Linked DNA regions of Mus musculus: all the other regions are linked to region 1. Evidence: chromatin contacts called from ENCODE POLR2A ChIA-PET data. All regions are on one chromosome and are shown on one strand. The core of a region is the stretch at or near the end of the contact, and the rest is flanking DNA. Distances in the headings are between cores, read along the strand shown.

Evidence for each region. ChIA-PET counts read pairs that join two places held with the same protein, here RNA polymerase II (POLR2A).
Region 2: POLR2A ChIA-PET joins it to region 1 with 30 read pairs in embryonic stem cell. The contact joins the promoter of Slc30a6 here to the promoter of Birc6 in region 1. POLR2A ChIA-PET finds 5 or more read pairs at or near these places in 4 of 5 experiments (Patski and embryonic stem cell).
Region 3: POLR2A ChIA-PET joins it to region 1 with 17 read pairs in embryonic stem cell. The contact joins the promoter of Dpy30 here to the promoter of Birc6 in region 1. POLR2A ChIA-PET finds 5 or more read pairs at or near these places in 3 of 5 experiments (Patski and embryonic stem cell).
Region 4: POLR2A ChIA-PET joins it to region 1 with 13 read pairs in embryonic stem cell. The contact joins the promoter of Ttc27 here to the promoter of Birc6 in region 1. POLR2A ChIA-PET finds 5 or more read pairs at or near these places in 3 of 5 experiments (Patski and embryonic stem cell).

What each region holds. Positions count from the first base shown.
Region 1 is chr17:74,526,027-74,531,115 of GRCm38, reverse strand. It overlaps Birc6 (baculoviral IAP repeat-containing 6), which reads right to left and starts at 2,821. Exons shown (of 73, transcript NM_007566.3): 1 at 2,315-2,821. The coding sequence starts at 2,648. Gm31645 (a long non-coding RNA gene) reads left to right here and starts at 2,916. Exons shown (of 3, transcript XR_385765.4): 1 at 2,916-3,483.
Region 2 is chr17:74,393,051-74,397,983 of GRCm38, reverse strand. It overlaps Slc30a6 (solute carrier family 30 (zinc transporter), member 6), which reads right to left and starts at 2,376. Exons shown (of 14, transcript NM_144798.6): 1 at 2,316-2,376. The coding sequence starts at 2,318.
Region 3 is chr17:74,314,947-74,320,321 of GRCm38, reverse strand. It overlaps Dpy30 (dpy-30, histone methyltransferase complex regulatory subunit), which reads left to right and starts at 3,889. Exons shown (of 5, transcript NM_001146223.1): 1 at 3,889-3,977; 2 at 4,206-4,278; 3 at 4,373-4,420. The coding sequence starts at 4,243.
Region 4 is chr17:74,716,030-74,720,978 of GRCm38, reverse strand. Ttc27 (tetratricopeptide repeat domain 27) reads right to left here and starts at 3,229. Exons shown (of 20, transcript NM_152817.4): 1 at 2,968-3,229; 2 at 2,168-2,345. The coding sequence starts at 3,067.

The DNA of each region.
Region 1 (5,089 bases), core at 1,572-4,071:
TACATATTGTTCTAGAACATGGCCTGCAGACACAAAAACATCCCAATTAAACTATTTAAAACTCCTGTACTCTTTCTTTCTTTCTTTTTTTGGTTTTTGCGAGACAGGGTTTCTCTGTATAGCCCTGACTGTCCTGGAACTCACTTTGTAGACCAAGCTGGCCTTAAACTCAGAAATCCACCTGCCTCTGACTCCCAAGTGCTGGGATTAAAGGCTTGGACCACCACGCCCTGCAACTCCTGCACTCTTGTTAATAAAACTTTTTGTAGAAATGCTAACACTCAGGCTGGACAAAGGACTCATCCTTGAAGAGTTTGCTGCTTTCCCAGAGAATCGGAGCTCCAGTCCAAACACTCAGGTCAGACACTCACAAGCTCCAGGGGACCCATACACTCTTCCTACTTCTATGGACGCCTGCACACTCATGTCAAACACTCACACACTCATATACACAAATACAAATAAAATAAAGGAAAACAAATCCAAGCCTGGAGTACTGGCTCACTCTCTTAAGCCTAACACTTTGGGGACAGATGTAGGTGGAGCTCCTGTTTGAGGCCAGCCATCAAACATAATTTCCTGTCTAAAAACAAAAACAAAACCAACCAATGAAAGAAAAAGACACCACTCGTCCTAAATTAGAAATCATGAAACTATTGGGTAATTGGTTAAAAGTATAACATGTATGAAAGTGACACGACCACATTTAACTCAGGGGAAAGGAAGAATAGAGTCAGTGAAATGTAACTCAGGAGCCAGGGGTTTACCCTGTGTATTTGCAATGTTTTTATTTCTTATGGCAAGTAGGGGACTACAGGACCATTATTTTTAATTCCTTTCCATTAAAGAGTCACCTGTTCATGAACATCTCCCTCTCAGACACAGCTGACAACCTGTTATGTCCAGTTGCAGTAAGCAAGCATTGCTGCTGCATCTGGACCATCGGTATTGTCATTTACCTAAGCCAAGAAAAGGGAAATTTACAAGCCTACCACCACCAAAAACTTTCTCTTAGGCATCTCTTAAATATATTACAGGTTTACATGCTGTAACTATACATAACCAGTTCTTTCATAAGTCAACAAAAATTAACATCTCTAATTTCATCTTTGTATTCCTATACTGCCATTTAATCTTATGACATTACTCACACAGTAAACTTATTCGTGTATGTCTGTGTAAAATAACACAAGGTGAATTGGTAGAACACATAATTACTTCCATTTGGCTAAGTGCACTTCGATACAATTTATCTCTGTGCATGAGTTTAAAACCCACTAATACATCAAATTCTAAATTTTAACCTTTAACGCCAAAATTAAGACACCATTCATCCACAAATGAAATGTCATCTCAGCAAATAACTTAGCTAGGGCTATCCCAAAACACTCCAGTATGTCCACTGAACGAGCTTTGACCTGGTACATCCTGAAAGTCCAATATGTGAACCAACGTCTCCACCACCCAAGTGCTCTCCTTCCAAGGTGGAGGAGACCCAGACATACTTACAACTACCAATCTCTAGCTCTCTATGCTAAAACAAGTTGAAAGGGCTTGAAGTTCCACCTAATTACAAGGGGCCTAGGCTTCTTGACACTGGAAGGAGGGAGCACTCAGAGCTAGAGGACCGATACTAACCTTTTTTTTTTCTTTTTTTTTTTTTTTTTTTTTTTTGCACTCTGCGAGTCCCATAGTCCAGCAAGCACAGTTCAGGCAGCTGGCCTTCCCTCTCCTACTGACCTCCCCATCCCAGTGCCCACTCCAGCCCGCCCCCTGTGCGAAAGCGCAACCCTCGGAGGTCCCCGCACCTACAGGACCAGACGACAACCGGCGGGCCGCTACTCGCCGGGAAAAGAGGGCAAGACAGCCGGCTTGGACGCTTCCCGCCCCTTGCCTCCGGCCACCCATCTCTCCCGCCACCGCCAAGACTGCCAGCCCTTCCCTCTGGTCCAGCCCGGAGCTAGCCCAAAATCTCGTCCAAGAGGCCAGCGAGGGCCCGGTCCTCACCAGCACCGACCTCCAAGGCCTCCACATCTCTCCCACAGGACCAGGCCGGTTCAGATGCAAAAGGCCCGAAAAGCAACTCGCAGCGCACCCCGCCAAACCGAGTTCCCGTCCCCAAAAGCTGCTGCTTTCCGAGTCCGAAGGTCCTCGGCCGTAGCTTCCGGGCCTCTCCGACCCTCCCGCTCCACGCTGTCCCTCCGAGGCCGATCCCGATCCCGGAGGCTGGGAGGCTTCCTCCACCAGCATCCCCACAACCCGTCTCCGCCCGCGGCCGGCCCAGCCCAGCCCCCGCCCGGCGTGCCGCGCTCACCGCTGAGCGCCGAGGCCTGAAGGGTGGCCCCGGACGTGCCGTCGATGACTTTGATGGTCCCGCGGCTGGTGACGGCCAGGATGGCGTTAAGCGCCGGGTGGTAGGAGAGGCTGTGCAGCCCGTCGGCGTCGCAGCGCATGCAGCCATCCCGCAGCACCAGCCACTCGGAGACCCCGGCCGCCCCCGCCCCTGCCGCCGCCGCCGCGGAGGAGCAGCTCGGGCCCGAGGCCTCCGCAGCCGCAGCCGCCATCTTCCGGCCTGCGCTCAGCACAATCACACTGGGAAGCCGCTCAGTGACAGTCCCGGGAGGTGCAGCACCACAGCCAGTCACCATCCGGGGCCAGGGGGCAAAGCGGAGCGCGTTAGCCGGAAGTGAAGTCAAGCGCCTGCACGCACAGGGAACGTCGCCCGCCAGGCCGGCCAGGCCAAGCGAGCTCGCAGGCTGGCGGGGGAGGGGAGAGAGGGCCGCACCAAAGGAGGGGCCGGAGCCCAGGGGGTGGAGCATGCGCGGGAGTGCCGATCTAGCCAGAGCAGAGGGAAGCTAATAAGGAACTTCCGAAGGCACAGAAAAGGCGGGGCAGGGGCGGGACCTGGCCTAGTAAGCATGCGCAGAAGAGCTCCCAGGGCCCGGTAGGCGGGCCTCAGAAGAAGAAGGGGGCGGGGCTGAAACTTTTTTTTTTCAAGCGCGGAGCATGCGTGGTAGGACTAGGCGCGTGCCACGCGCTGCTGCTCCAGCCAGCCCTGCGTCCTCAACGTCCCAGTTTCTTCCTTCGAGCCCCGGGAGTGGTATCGGCGGGAGTTCCGCCCTGCGCGTGGCAGGGAGGGTGGTGCTGGGCCCTGTGCATTTCCGCTAGGCAAACCCGAGCCCGCGCGACTTGTCTGGTACGCCCAGAGGCCCCTTCGTGGCCAGGGCGGCTGATTCCCAGCGGTTCCCAGCACGGGGCAGAGGAGGAGGGCGTTGCGGGGTGGAGGCGAGATCCGGAAGTAGGCCTCTATCATTGCACACTCTGACAAGCCTCTTCATTGGAACTGAACCTGATTTTTTTTTTACGACGCCTGCCCTAGTTTCAGATTTTTTTTACACTTGATCTTAGAAGACTGAGAAGCGATAGTTCCAAATCTTTTAATAAACAGACATGCTCATTAATGAGGTGCTGGACACATTACAGGTCAGCCTAGTGTAGCTCATTGCAAAGGATTTACATGATTTTTGGTGGGGTGTTGTGGATTGCCCTGGGGCTAATTATATTTGATGTCAATTCTGTTCTCCTGTGAGGAGTTGTGAACAAGGAATGAGTCAGCACTTAGGTGATTTCTTGTAAACCTTCCCACCTTAATTTGTAAAATAAAGGAAAGCTGATGATTGGGCAGAGAAAGGGAAAGTGGAGTGGAAAGAAAGGAAGGAGGTTTGAGACAGAGAAGGCAGAGGAGGAGGAAGAAGAAAAGCAGAACAGAAGAACATGGCCTGGAGAAAACGCAAGTTCTAAGTGGTCTCATAGATGTGGAAGATGGTAGTGTAGTGGTTGTAGATCTGCCCAATCTAGGCGCACAGCATGTATTCATACTAATTGTGTCGTGTTTTCATTGCCAGAGCATAATTGGGTTGGAGAGATTTGCTGTAACAGTGGAGTATCCTCCTTCGTTAGATTTGAAAGAACATCTTTCTTAAACTTTATGTTGAAACAGTTACTTGTCAGTCAGTCACTTGTAGTTACAGTGTAGCGGTGCCTGGGTGTGGTCTCGCATACCTAGAATCCCAGTCTGAAACAGTAATGCTAAGAATTCTGGGCAAGCCTGCGCTATTTAACAAGATCCTTTCCAAAAAAAAAAAACTTGAGGCAATAAAAAATTGTTTGGTGCCTGGTGATGGTGGCCCACGCCTTTCATCCCAGCACTTGGAGGCTGTTGCTACCAGAAGCTAGAGGTTGAATTCAGCAGTTGGTTTGGAACCCCATGCTGCTTACACAAGCTTCCCTCTCAAAATACGTCTTTATTTAAAGGACCGAAGTTGTTCAGGCTAGGACTGCCCTATACCACTACTCAAGAAATGAGTATCCTTTTTTTGGTCTTTCGAAACAGGGTTTCTCTGTGTAGCCCTGGCTATCCTGGAACTTACTTTGTAGACCAGGCTGGCTTCAAACTCAGAAATCCGCCTGCCTCTGCCTCCCAAGTGCGCCACCACACCCGGCATGAGTATCCTTCTTTAAACCACCAGCAATTATGTAGAAACTTTAAAGGCTACTATTTGAAACTGTTTTTAAAATCACTTTTGACCAAACTATCCTTTAATCAGACCTCTTCTGGTTAGCATGCCGATACAAATCAAGACACTGTCTTGTTGTTGGTAAGGGAATCCAGAAACTAGAATGCTACATTTAAACTAAGTGGACTTTAGTGGACACTACTAAGGAGAATTAAGCAACAGTTGTCTCTTAGTCTGTGTAACATTTTGTTTGTTTGCTTGCTTGTTTTCCAGACAGGGTCACACTATGTAGCCCTGGCTGTCCTGGAACTATGTAGACTAAACTGGCCTCAGATCTGTAGAGATCCATCTGCCACTCAAGTGCATGCATAACCTTTTTTTTTTTTTTTTTTGGTTTTCCCGAGACAGGGTTTCCCTGTGTAGCCCTGCTGTCCTGGAACTCACTTTATAGACCAGGCTGGCCTCAAACTCAGAAATCTGCCTGCCTCTGCCTCCCTAGTGCTAGGATTAGAGGCATGCACCACCACGCCCAGCAAGCATACACTCTTGAAAGACATTTCAAATCTCACTCT
Region 2 (4,933 bases), core at 1,127-3,626, 130 kb after region 1:
ACCTATAGGGTTGCAGATCCCTTTAGCTCCTTGGGTACTTTCTCTAGCTCCTCCATTGGGGGCCCTGCGATCCATCCAATAGCTGACTGTGAGCATCCACTTCTGTGTTTGCTAGGCACAAGAGACAGCTATATCTGGGTCCTTTCAGGAAAATCTTGCTAGTGTATGCAATGGTGTCAGCGTTTGGATGCTGATTATGGGATGGAACCCTGGATATGGCAGGCTCTAGATGGTCCATCCTTTTGACACAGCTCCAAACTTTGTCTCTGTAACCTCCTTCCAATTGGAAAAGATGAAGTCAAAATATCACTTTTTGCAGATGATATGTTAGTATATATGTGTTGACTGTTTTATAAAACAGATATTTATAAGTATAAAATTGTTTTTCCCCCTCCCCCACATTCCACTGTGGGGGGGAGGATTTGGCTGTAGGTTCAAGTCTCAGAAAGGCAAAAATTAAAGATTCCTAGAACTTACTGGCCAGCCAGTCTAGAATAGACAAGCGCCAAGATCATGTCTCAAAGACCATGTCTCAAAATAACTGGGGGAAACAAAAAAAGGGAACACAGCTAAGGAGGCATCCTGACACCCACATCTGGCCTCCACCAATAATACTGGCAGATGGAATAGCATATGCAAATTAGATACAAAGGTCCAATTCAAACAACACAGTTTGCAAGCTGTTCACTGTTGCTACAACGTGTATATTGTATATGTTTATTTCTTTAAAGTTGGAATAACTGAAGGTTGTCTGGTCACTGTTCATTTTACACACACACACACACACACACACACACACTTTTATTTTTGAGACAGGGTTTCTCTGTATAGCTCTGGCTGCCCTGGAATTCACTCTACAGACCAGGCTGGCCTCAAACTCAGGATCCACCTGCCTCTGCTTCCAGAATGCTGGGTTAAAGACGTGCACCACAACTGGTTTATCCTATCCATTTTCTGTACCCAAAGGATTACTGAAATTTTATGAAAATACTGTGTGTGATTTTCCCCCTATCAAGGGCTAGAACTATGATTCACAAATCAAGAGTATTCACTGCTCTTACAAAGGACACAAGTTCAGTTCCCTGTGCCCACACGGCACTCACAGTTGTCTGTAACTCCACTCCCAGGAGATTCAACACCCTCATTTTACTTCCCCGGGCACCAGACACGTACTTTGTGCACCAAGAAACAGGCAGACAAACATCCATACACAAAATTTAAAAAAAAAAAAAAATCTGGGAACCAGAGAGATGGCTCAGTACTTGAGAACACAGGCTGTTCTTCCAGAGGACCTAAGCTTGACTCCTAGCATCCACATCTGCTCACAGCTCCCTGTAACTCCAGCTCCAGGGATCTAATGTCTCTGGCTTTCTCCCACAGCTGCACCCACGTGCACATAACCACACAATTTAAAAGAATACGGTGAATTCTTTTACAGATCTTCATTAGACATTTTAATATATAATATTTTAATGTTTTGGTTTTTCGTTTTTTTCGAGACAGGGTTTCTCTGTATAGCCCTGGCTGTCCTGGAACTCACTTTGTAGACCAGGCTGGCCTCCAAAGAAGGAAACTTTATGGTGGCAACAGTAAGAACACAAATATGTCATTGTCGTATGTAAGTTACCAGTAAGGGCTCAATGAGTTTTTGTGATCGTTTCAAAGGGCGGTCAGCACTCTGACATCTGAAAACGCAACCACCCGTTCACCTTTACAGAATACTGAGATAATTATGTTTGACTTACGCGTTTTGTTGTTTGGTTTTAGATTATGGGGTTTTTTTGTTTTTTTTTTTCGGGTCAGAGTCTCTATTTAACTCAGGGTGAACTTCGAAGTGCAATCCTCCTGCCTCAGTTTCCTGAGTTGTAGGCCAAAGGCATGTGCCAAAACACTCAGCTTAATAATTAACTCAATAATTTTTAGGAAAAACCTGACATTCCAACAACCATAGCGTATACTAGAACCTTTCCCGAGCTGCTCCACTAACCCTTTCTGTAGCCGCTGCTCAGTGCCGAGCTATTCAAACACTGAAAAGCAAACGAGTGAACACGCCCTAGAAAGCCCCACGCAAGCCTCAAGTCGCTGATGGCGTTCACTTGTTCTCAGAGGAAGCTTTAATTTTAACATTAGGCAAATCTGGCATTTCCCAGCTGTAGAGGCACAGAGCAGGAACCCTTCAAGAACCCGAGCGCTGGGAACCCCAGCGCAGGCCCGACCACGCGGTTCCGAGCAGCTGCGGTACAGCAGGGCGCTCGAGCGAGGAAGCAGGAGGGAAACATCCCGCAAGAATCCCGCACACCCCACGGCCAACTCACCATGGTAAGGAGCCGTACAGCTCCCGCCGGAAGACGCTCTGAGAAGTCGCATTTCTCAAGCGGAAGGGGCGGGCCTTCAGAATCCGATTGGTTGCAGGGCGAGGGGGCGGGACTGCGCATGTACCCTAGGTCGCCGTCTTTTTGTTCTCCGCCGCCTGGGAAGTGGGCGGATTAGAGCTGCTCTGGGCGGGGCTGCTCGCCCAGGGAAAGGGTGGGCATTTATCACCTTGGGAGGAACTTTGAGGTCTGTTCAAAGTCTTCTACCAGAGTGTGAGTTTATTACAGTTTATACTCCTGTTTTAAAAATGAAGAAGCAGGAACATTAAGAAATGTCACAGTAAGGCCGGGCAAGTCTCGCTGATTTCGAGGTCAGGCTCCTCGAGGTAGACTCAGCCTATGTTAAAAATACATTTATCAAATTCCCAACTGTTTCATTAAAAATAATGTCGCAGAAAACGCTTGGCTTAAGAACACAAGGATTCGAGTTAAATCACAAGAACCTACGCCGTCACGATGGCCACACCTGTTTGATCTCAGCACTCAGGAAAGCAGAGGCAGGCATATCCTTAGTGACTCGATTTCAAAAACCCAGGTGAACGTCAACCTTAAGTATAAGGTTGTTCTCTGGCCTCCACGAGCACTTTACTGGTGCACGTCACCGGTCAGGGTGCAGCATCGCCTGCGTACTATTCTAACGCTGGAGGCTGAGGCAGGAAGACTACACTACACAGCAAAACTGTCTCAAAACCAAAACGAACGAGTGAGTGAGTGAGTGAGTGAGTGAGTGAGTGAGTGAATGAATGAATGAATGAATGAATGAAAAGAGGTGATGGCTTTTCCTGACTCCAGTCATCCAAGTGGCTACTGCAGTTTAAGAGGATCTGACACCACCACCAGGTGGTAGAGCCCTTAGGCATGACACACAAGGGTTCAATTGCCTAAACTGGGTGCAAACCTGTAACCCTATAGATTTGGTAGCTGAGGTAGAAATATTCAGTTCAAGCATACTTGGGGTTTAGAGTAGGTCACTGTCAGCCTCCCCAGTTAGTGAGAGCATCTCAAATTTAAGGAAAAAATAAGCACTTGTAGCTGGAGTCCACTGTTTTGTATATGGTGCCTGTCTTGGGAAGCTGTGGCAGGACACTGAATTCAAGTCACACTTCACTACGTAAAGTACCAAAAAGACAGAACAATAAGAGAGGGATTTCTTAGGGAGAATACTTTCGGGGGTGGGGGGTGGGGGAGAAGGAAGGGTGAGACAAGGACTAAAATTTATTATATACCAGGAAACTGTCCAAGAATAAAATATTTTTAAAAATCTGAAGCATGCCTTAAGTCTTATATGTTTCATAAGCTAGTGTGGAACTCAGAATAGCTGACTTTGAACTGAAAATACTTGGCTTTATCCCATAACAGAGTTTTAAATCTCTACAGTTTCTTTCTTGCACAGTCATTGTAGCCTATAAAGATTGTATTTGCAGATCTTATCTTCTAGGCACTGATCTTAGTGAAATTGTATCCTAGTAAGAGACACATGCAAGAAGAAAAAAAATTCAGTTATTTGTAAGTAGAATGTCAAAACTAAGGTAATGTGCTAGGTATGGTGGATCATGCCTTTAGTCCTAGTAGCTAGAGGCAGAGGCAAGCAGAATTCTGTGAGGTCCAGGCCAGCCAGAACTTCACAGTGATACCCTGTTTTTTAAAAAGAAGTGGGGGGAGTTATGTTATAAATATTGACAGGGTAGATAATTCATAGTGGTCAGAGTTTTGTAAAAATATTTTATTTGTGTGTTCAGGTGTCTGAAGCGGCCGGAAGATGGCATTAGAATGCCTTGGAGCTGAAGTTAAAAGGCTTTTGTAAATCACCAAATATGGGTGCTGGGATTCAAACTCAGTCCTCAGGATTGAGCAGGAAACACTCTTACCCACGGAGTCATCTCTCCAGTCCCTCAGAAAAGCTTCTACAAGGTGAGCGTCATTTCTGAGTTATAAGTATTCTTGGAAATACCGCTTTCCAGGCAGAATAAACTAAAGAAAATATCTCATTGGAATGGTGTATTTTGAACTGGTTGGTTACCACATCCCTTTAATCCCAGCACTTGGGAGGCAAAGGCAGGAGGGTTTCTGAGTTTGAGGCAGGCCTGATTTACAAGATTCCAAGGATAGCAAGAGTTACAGGATAGCCAGGGCTATACAGCGAAACCCTATCTCAAAAAAACAAAAACAAAAACAAAAACAAAAAACAAAACAAAAAACCAACAACAACAACAACAAAGAGGGCTGGAGAGATGGCACAGCAGTTAAGAGCACTGACTTCTCTTCCAGAGGTCCTGAGTTCAATTCCCAGCAACCACATGGTGGCTCACAACCATTTGTAATGGGATCCGATGCCTTTTTTTGGTGTGTCTGAAGAGAGCAACAGTGTACTAATATACATAAAATAAATAAATATTTTAAAAAGGAAACAAAACACTCAAAACCAAACACTAAACTACAAAAGAAAATGTGTATTTTGAGATTTAAAAGGTGGCAACATATAACATATGGCAATATAAAATCTGAATCATGACTTTACTAGAATGTGTACGGATTGACTTACACAACAGTAATGTCCAAGA
Region 3 (5,375 bases), core at 2,640-5,139, 210 kb after region 1:
AAAAAAAAAGAAAAAAGAAAAAGTCCTATCATTCTAGTGCCTAAACAAAGTTTATTGACTTAAGTTCTGTATCCATGTAGCTTTTCGAGTCCCAAGGTGATGTCATGGTATGATTTCTAATTTTATTCATTTATTTATGAGTGACAGGATCTCCTATAGACCAGCCTGGCTTAGATTGGCTAGGGAGCTAAGCATGACCTTGAATATTTGCTCTTACTGTTTCTACCTCCCTGTTTGCTCCCCAGCACCACCTCGGTGGTTGTGGGGATTAAAATAGGGATTGTGCACACGAGGCAGCCACTTTACCAATAGAGCTAGTTCCTTACTTGATTTCTTTTTCTTTTTTAAAAATTTTTTACTTAATGTATGAGTGCTCTGCTGCAAGTACACCCACAGGCCAGAAAAGGGCATCAGACCCTGATAGATGGTTGTGAGCCACCATGTGGGTGCCGGGAATTGAACTCAGGACCTCTGGAAAACCAGCCAGTGCTCTTAAACCACTGAGCCATCTCCCCACCCTCCCTACCTGATTTCAATGGTTTATTTTCTTTAATAGTTATACACCATAATTTAGTCTTCAGATATTGAGTAGGAAGTTTCTAATTAAAATGTTGAACTCGGGGCTGGTGAGATGGCTCAAGGTAGGAGGGCTGACTGCTCTTCTGAAGGTCCTGAGTACAGATCCCAGCAACCACATGGCGGCTCACAGCCACCCATAGTGAGATCTGACCCCCTTCTGGTGCATCTGAAGATAGCTATAGTGTACTTACTTATAATAATAAATAAATTAAAATCTTTAAAAAAATAAAAATAAAATAAAATGTTCAACTCAACATTTAAAAATTCCACTATAGACTCGAGGGAGACCGTTCAGAAGGTCAAAGAGCTTGTTGCCAAGCCTAAGGCCTGAGTTCAGTTCCTAGAACTAACATGGTAGAAGATGTCTCCAAGAATTGGTTTTTGACCTCCACAAACACATGATGGCTGTGGCATTCATGAATGTGCCCAACACACACACACCCACACACACACACCCACCCACCCACCCACCCACACACACACACAGACACACACACACAGACACACACACAAACACACAAACACACAAACACACACACATACACAAACACACACACATATGCGCGCACGCACGCGCGCACCAACGGAAAAGATGATGACAAACAAAATTAACAAAAAAATTTTAGTTAAGAAAGGTGCAGCTGGGGCTGGTGAGATGGCTCAGCGGGTAAGAGCAACCGACTGCTCTTCCGAAGGTCCGGAGTTCAAATCCCAGCAACCACATGGTGGCTCACAACCACCCATAATGAGATCTGGCTCCCTCTTCTGGACTGTCGGAGGACAGCTACAGTGTTACAGTGTACTTACATATAATAAATAAATAAGTCTAAAAAAAAAAAAAAAAAAAAAAAAAAAGGTGCAGCTGACAAAGGGGATTGAGTTAACATCAGAGCTCTGTCCTTTACAGTTATGGTAAAATAAATGCTCTGTATTCAAAGCATTCCAATTTTCCCTGTTGTTTGCCATTTGTTTTAAGAAGGAGGAGGCAGGGACTGGAGAGATGGCTCAGCGGTTAAGAACACTGACTGGGGCTGGTGAGATGGCTCAGTGGGTAAGAGCACCCGACTGCTCTTCCGAAGGTCTGAAGTTCAAATCCCAGCAACCACATGGTGGCTCACAACCATCTGTAACAAGATCTGACTCCCTCTTCTGGAGTGTCTGAAGATAGCTACAGTGTACTTACATATAATAAATAAATAAATCTTTAAAAAAAAAAAAAGAACACTGACTGGTTCAAATCTTAGCAACCACGTGGTGGCTCACAACTATCTGTAATGAGATCTAATGCCCTCTTCTGGGGTGCCTGAAAACAGCTACAGTGTACTTATATACAATAAATAAATATGTCTTAAAAAATATAAAATAAAAAGGAGACTGGCAGACAGGCAGACAGACTCTCAACAGGCTTAGACTGCTTCAGTAGAGCATTGAGGGCCCCACGTTTTCCTGTGGGATGAAGGCTGTGGGCATTTAGAGGGGCTGGGGACTTGTGTGTGCACCTACACTACATGTTGTACCATTGGGAAGGTACAGCGCTGCTTTGTGGTTTGAAGTCAGGCAGTTTGCTTTTGATACCAGGCATACTGAATGGTCAGGCTGGGGCCCAACAATTCTTTATTGCCCAGCAGAGCTTAGTTTCTCAAAACCCAAAGCTATTACTTAACATCTATAACTTGTAGGTAGGAAGCAGATTGTACATTTTAAGGTTTATTTTTAGTTATGTATTCGTATATATACCACATTTCTGTGTAAGTGCAAGTGAGTTCAAGTGCTCACAGAGGCCAGAAGACGGTGTCAGATCTCGGGAGTTCTGGGTGGTTGTTGGACTTCTGGTGTGTGCCTGGGAACTGAACTCTGGAAGAGCAGTAAGTTTTTGTTTTTGTTTTTGTTTTTAAAGTGACTAAACCATCTCTTTTCTCACCACCACACCAAGCACAAAAGCTCTTTTCAAGTACATTAGGTGTGTGGGTTGTAGGAAAGTCTGGAAATCTTAGCTATAATCATTGTAGGGACAGCTGAAGGCTTCTTCTTCTTCTTCTTCTTCTTCTTCTTCTTCTTCTTCTTCTTCTTTTCTTCTTCTCCCCCTCCCCCTCTCCTTCTTTTTCTTGAGACAGGGTTTCTCTGTGTATCCCTGGCTGTCCTGGAACTCACTCTGTAGACCAGGCTGGCCTCTAACTCAGAAATCCACCTGCCTCTGCCTCCCAAATGCTGGGATTAAAGGCATGCAGCACCACTGCCCTGCCAACTGAAGGCTTTTTGGAAACATTTTGGTGTTAGCTAGGAGTCTGAACATTCCAAGAAACTCACTAGTAAGAAGTATTAGTAAAGAAGTTAGGTCCCTGACAGAGGTGGGTATTAAAGGCTATTTAGGGAGCTAACTAGGTTCAAGACAACTAACTAGTGTCTCTAGATTTGCAGCATTCCAACCTCTCCATACCCTTGAAATCCTAATCCATCAACAGTTACAATAATTACAGGAAAGCAGGCTCTCCTGGAACTCCCGTTCAGGAAGCTCTGGCTGGCGTTTGACCCTCTTTACCTCAGTCAGCCAAATGCTGGGATTTCAGACACCTGGCTTTAAAATGTAAAAACAAGCAAACACAACCCAGGTTGGAATCCATAATACTACAGTCTGGAAAGCCATTTCTTCTGTAGAAATTGAACCAAGATCCTTGGTTATCCCAGGAAAGCGCTCGACCATGAGCTGAACTCCTTATCCCTGGAAAGTAATTAAAAAAAAAAAAAAAAACTAATCTAGACATAAATGTAGAATAGTGTGAACGTGGTATCCTCATAGACTGCAGGGCTTGAATAAAAGCCGCCCAAGAATTCCCAAACACTCCTCCTTGTTTCCCTTTGGCCTTAAAAAAATTATATATGTGTGTATGTATACGTATATATGCGTGTTTTGCCTGAATGTGCGCGGAGCACACGCGTGCCTCGTGCCTGCGTAGATAAAAAGAGAGAGTCAGCTCCCCGGAACCGGAGTTAGGGATAGTTGTGAGCCACCATGTGGGCGGTGGAGACCAAACCTAAGTCGCCTGTAAGATTAGCCAAGTAATCAACCGCTGGATGCCCTCTAGCCCCTAGTAAAGCCTGAGCAAGAATCGCTCAGCAAGTGAGTGGCCTCGGTTCCTCGGGGACCGTCACTTCCAGGTGCCACGAAGGACTGTCTAAAGGAGAAAGATCTACGGCAGGGTGGAGCCGGCAGGTGGCCAGGCACCCCGCGCACCGCAGAGGCGTAGGCCCACTTAGGCGGGCTCGGGCACTTCTGCCCGCGGGGCCGCTCTGCGCAGGCGCGGCGGCAGCGCGACGTCCCTCACTTACGGCCGAAGCGGTTCGCGCTGTGAGTCGGTGGCGCCGTGCAGGGCACTTAGGAACCGACAGCCTTGGCGCGGGTAATCAGCTTCCCTGTCCTCCTCCTCCCACCGCTACATCCTTGGGACGACCTCCGAGCCTCGCGATGCGACGAGGACGGCCAGTCGGTGGCCCGACCCAGCCCGCGCGTCTGCTGCCCGCGGGGGTGAGGGGCGGGGTCCCGGGCTGGGCTGCACCGCACCGGGTCCTGGCGTCTTCCACTTGAAATCTCCCGGGTAACTAACTCGCGGCTCTTCTTGTTTTGCAAGACTGGTATCCGGTTGATTGCGGTTTGCAGGGTCCGCCATGGAGTCGGAGCAGATGCTGGAGGGACAGACACAGGTACCAGGAGGCCCTGGGTTCAGGGTGGCGGTGTGCGGGGAGGCAGCGCGGGACGGGCGGATGTCTCTCTCTGTGACTGTATTTTGTTTTCTAGGTTGCAGAAAACCCTCACTCTGAGTACGGGCTCACAGACAGCGTTGAGGTAACTCGCTCAGTTTCTCTGCCGCATGCATCTATGGGTCTCTTGAGAGCTGGAGAAAACTTAGGATCGGTTTACTAGGCTACTCTGCACGAGGGAACTCTTTGCTGCCGCGATCTCTCCGTAGTATCAGATTATAAGTGGCTTCTTTTTACTAGCATGCTAATACTTGGCTAAAAATAAAGGTACTTTGTAAATGAAAGATTAGATGATCCCGGAACCAGAGCTGGGAAGGTTTGGTTAGGAAAATGGAGGCTTCCCGGAGAAAATTTGTGTGTGAATGGGAGACTCGAGGGATTAAGTTCTGGTTTAAAAAAAAAAAAAAAAAAAAAAGGGCAGGACCACGTTTCCAAGAAGTTGTACAAACAGGTGTTAGAATTTATTCAACACTTTGCTGTTTGTGAGATATATACCAGGCTAATTTGAATGTATCTTCAGCTCCAGAATGCTTAAAGTTGAGTAACTTGTTCAAGGTCAGCGGAAAGTAAGCTTAGACATGTTTTCTTTTTTATTTTATTATTATTATTATTATTATTACTTGTGGGTGTGTGCGCGCATGCACACGCTCGCTCATGCATGTGCACTAGTGTGTGGAGATCAGAGGGCACCCTTACAGAGTAGGTTTTTTGCTTCCACCCTTAGGTGGGTTCTGGAGATGGAACTCAGGTTAGATGTGGGGGTAGCAAGCTCCTTACACACTGAGCAGTCCTGCCTGACCTAGAACTGACTCTTACAAAAGGATTGCATTGTATTTATATTTGTGTGATCTCTCTCTGTCTCTCTTTGCTTCTCTCTGTCTCTTTTTCTGTCTCTCTCTCCCTCCCTCCCTCCTCTCTGTGTTTGTGTGTTTATATGTATGTATATATATTTTTTTATTTTTTCTATTTTTTTCCCCCTGAGATAGGGTGTCATTAGCTCTGGCTGTCCTGGAACTCACTATGTAGATCATGCTGGCCTT
Region 4 (4,949 bases), core at 1,980-4,479, 190 kb before region 1:
TAATGTTTTACAATTTGTATCTTCACTATCCAATAAATCCATTAGCCACATGTGGCTTTTAAATTGAATTTAATCTAGGGCTGTAGAGATGGTTCAGCAGTTAAAAGCAATGGCTGCCTTTCCCAAGGACCCAAGTTTTATTTCCAGCACCCATCTGGCTGCTAACAACTGTCTGTAACTCCATTTCCAGGGGATCATGGCCCTCTTCTGACCTCCAAATACACTGCATGGGCAAAATACCCATACATATAAATAAAAATAAATCAATCTTAAGTTAACATAAATGTAAACTAACTTAAACTAAATGTATAATGTGATCTCTATTCAGTTTCCATATTTAAAGTGCTCAATAGCCAAGAAGTAGCTACTGCTACTATACTGACCACAAAAGACACAGAATACCCCCAGCATCCAAATAACCTCTTGGAGAATGCAACCTAAAACACTGCAAACAAAGGGCCTCTTTTTGAGCTACAACTCTGGTCCACCTATAAATAATGCATTTGTGTGCAAGCATGTTGTATACAGGGAAGGAAGAGGAGGGTTGCAAATGGGCACCACTAGGCTAACTTTGCACAGTACAAACACATCAGCCAGCAAATAGGAATCAAGGAGAAAGCCAGGCCTCATGCTGAAGCCTGCAATCCCCACTAGAGGTGAGACAAGAGGATCACAAGTTCAAAGCCACCCTGGACCACTTAGTTTGACCCTGACTCAAAAGAAAAAGTATAAAAAAGAGCCAGGGATATAGATCAGTGATAGAATGCATGTCTGTTGAGTGAGAAGCCAGAGGCTCAATTCCAGTAACAAAAGAAGAAAGAAGAAAAGAACCAGAATAAAATATAAGCTGGGCATGGTAGTATATAACTATAATTCCCAAATTTGGGAAACTACAACAAAAAGATTATGCATTTGAAGCCAGCCTGCAGTTCACTGCAAGCTGCGGGATAAATGAGGTGATGCAGCAAGACACAGTCACAAACAACAGCAAAATCATGAGTGACGCTAGCAAAAATTAGAAAAAATGAGACAGAACTGCATTAGCTTGAAGAATAAGCAGCAGCATCCATAGTGACTATGAGTTATGCCTTTACTTATTTTTGCAACCCAACAACCTCACAAGATACTTGGTTTATTCCTCAAACAATTATATGAAACTTAGTCTGTAAACACCAGGGCAGAATGAAACTGTATGCATCCTAGATGGTTAGGAATTTTGGCCAGCTGTCATGGGTAGCTGAGAAGGGGAAGTGTTACCAAGCATACAATAATAAAACAGATGCCTCTAGAAGGCTTAGATCTGACTCATGTGCAGACATCCTAATGGAAGAACGTTAAACTGCGGGATCCATGATAAACACATGCAGTTCTCTCATCTCGCCAGAAATAACAGTCCAAACACAATAAACACAAATGCAAGTATCTCTCGGGAACCTAGAAACAGCAAGACTCAAGGTACATCTACCCACTTAAGAAAATGAACTCCACCCCCCCCCCTTTAAAGTGCATGCCTTTCATCCCAGCCTGTGGGAGACAGAGGACATAGATCTCTTGAGACTTCGAGGCTAGCCTGATCTACAGAGTGAGTTCTAGGCCAAAGCTACATAGCGAGACCCTATCTCAAAACAAAAAAAGCAAACAAACAAAAACCAACAAGCAACATAAAAGGAAAAAGCTGATGGCTAACACTTATCAGACCTTCACACTGGGATGATTAGCAGTGACCACCAAGGATGTGTCCTTCTAATACAAAACTCATTTAATCCTGCACCACTCTCCTTTTCCATTCTAGATCTTCTGGGCCAGAGACCTTACAGAGATTGCTTGAGACCAGTTATTTCAACAACTACTAAATACCAGGGCCTCACAGTGTCAAGGTGCTATAAAAGTTGATATTAGCCTATTCATTTATTCATTTATTTATTTGATTACATGAGTGTTTTGCCCAGGTGCATACATATATACTACACATGTACCTAGTGTCCATGGGTTAGAAGAGAGTGTTGGATATCCTAGAACTGGAGTTGTACAGTTGTGAGCCACCAAGTGGATGCTGGGAATTGAACTTGAGTCCTCTGAAATAGCAGTAAGTGCTCTTAACCACGAAGTCACCTCTCCAGCCCCCACCTAGTACGTTTCTCTGTGGAAATTTCAAATAAAATACTACCTTTCAATTTCTTCCAAATCTGTAGAGCAATCCAGGAAATTCACTATCTGCTTCTCCAGGTAGCTGTCAATCTTTTCTTCAGCCATCATTGTTGAATTTAAAATAGTTTGTGTCGTTGAATGGAAGAACAAAGCCTCATAGCTCCCTTCTAACAGCAATTCTAAGAAAACTCCAATATCTGTAATATTAAAAATGAGTCCAGTAAGGCAACAGAATTTCTTAAGTATAAATGATAATCCATTACATAGATACTTTAAGATGCAAAAGATATAAACAGCATACTGGCTGTATACTTTTATTCTACCAACAAATATCATGTCTCCTAGAAGTACAAAACCTACAATGACAGCAAACAATGACAATGATTGATGATGACGATGATGATGATAGGCATACTACCCTTCTTCAGGAAATTCACAAAGATTCCAATTGACACCGGAAAGTTGTCCTTCCTATCGTCAATATTCTCACACACACACACACACACACACACACACACACCGGCCCCAGGAAGCCAATCCAAACACATCTGTTCTCTCATGATTCCCTCACATTTCCCCCAGGCACATGTTGGTCTCAACATTTTTACAACACTGACTTTTTCCTGCTGAACTCTCTTTCACTTGTCAGTTCTACATTAAAAAAAACTCATCTCGTCTCTTTCGGAAACTTCTGTCACATGAGCAGATCGCAGACCATCAAGCGAAACTCCCTCACTCTTGACACCTCCTATGTACCCAGGGCTGGCATCCTTTGTCCTCACAGCTCTGGCACTAACCTAAAGTGCGCAGCGCTCTCACCTGAACCACAGATGCCCTCCTGCTTCCAAACCAGCCGCTCCGCCTCCGTGGAGAAGCCCCTCAGAAGCGCCAGCTCCGGCGTCCACATCATTCCCGGCATCGCTGCACCCGATACAGTGTCCCACTAAGGAGGAGAAAAACGAGAGGAGGAGGGTCCAAAGTCGCCGGCGTCTTGTTACGACGGATAGCGCTCACAAACTTAGACTCCCATGTGAGATTATACATGCATGGAGGCAGCCATGACAGCAACGCAGAGCATCATGGGAAAACAAACCCACGCTGGAGCAGCTTCCTTCTAGACGACCAATCGGAGACTCGGTTGTGAGCATGCGCAGACTGAGTAGTGGAAAAGAGTTGGGTGGGTCGGTCAGCCGGTCGCAGTAACCGGGAGTTGTTGCTAGTGGAGACAGTTGAACGCAATCCTGCTTTGGAACATGCGACTACCTGAGGCAAAGTTAAGTCCTTGGAGGTTAATAACTCGAGCCTTTTCTCCCCAACAGACGGAGCGCAGGCTGTAGAAGTTACTTCTAATGGAGCCCTTGAGCCCCAGGCTAGAACGAACTTCCTCGGCATAGGCTATAATTTGGATGATTCAAAGTGCAAGAAAACCAAACTCGAAGTGTAATCTTAGCACGGAGGAGGATGATGCAGGATAGTTGCAACTTAAAGGCCAGCCTGAGCTTCGCCCTTAGTTCCAAGCTAGCCACCTGGAGAAATGGCTCAACAGAGGACAAAGTTCTATTCCCAGCACCCACAAGGTGGTTCATAATGGCCTGTAACTCCAGAACATCGGTTACCGTCCTCTAGCCTCCCAGGCACAAGACCCATAAATGGTACACAAACATAGCTGCAAGCAAAAAATACTCATAAAATAAAGGCGGCGGTGGTACATGTCTTTAATCCCAGCACTCTGGAGCAAAGGCAGGTGGATCCTTGAGTTCAAGGACAGCCTGGTATACAGAGCTAGTTCCAGGACACCCAAGGCGACAGAGAGAGACCTTGTCTCAGAAAACAAAAACAAAAACAAACTAGAAAAAAAAAAGAATAATTTCTTTAAAAGGGGAGAAAGGTCTGGTTTTGATACTGTCATCACATAAACCTGGCAAGAGCCTGGAAGTTTCTGCAATTCAGTCGATAGAACCCAGAACACTTTGCTGACGTGGAAAAAAACCTGCAAGGAAATATATCCTCCCACAAGTGTGGCAGCTGCTGAGCAGAGAGTTGGCTGTTTGCCTCTTTTTTTTTTTTTTTTAAGAGAATAAATGTTTTCTTTCTCACTCTGCTTCACTGTAGAAAAACAGCCTGTGCAGCCCAAGGTAAAATTAAGACAGTACTAAGGACTGTCCTTCACCTGACATTATACAACACTCCCCTGTGCTCCTGGGCATTTCTAGTGAGAAGGAGGTCTTTTGATCAAGACCCTGGAATAGAGTGGGTGAGTTACAATATTATATGACACAACATTGTTACCTGAAATAAGGAATCCATATAGTCACTGATTTTTTGGTAGGGTCTCACCAAGTAACTTCTGCTGACCTGGGACGTGCTATGTAGACCAGGCTGGACTTACACTTAGAGCTCTGCCTGTTGGGAGTGCTGGAGTGCTGAAGCACTGAAATTGGAGGGTGGTTCATCAACAAATCCAGCTTCATAACTTCTTTGGTTGGTTGGTTTGGTTTTTCAAGATACGGTTTCTCTGTAGAGCCCTGGCTGAAATGGAACTCACTCTGTAGACCAGGCTAGCTTTGAATTCAGAGATATATGCCTACCTCTGCCTCCTCCTGAGTGCTGGGATTAAAGGTGTGTGACACTGCTTGGCTCTTCTTCACAACTTTTAACTATAAATAATCTCATTGCCAGCTCTCCTGCTCTCACACCCTTGGGGCTGGCACCACCAGGGCCAGCTCCACTGTGTTGTCCAGGTGAGATGCAGGGCCCACTCTCCAGAGTGCTTCAGCCAATGTGGGGGGGGGGGTAGGGAG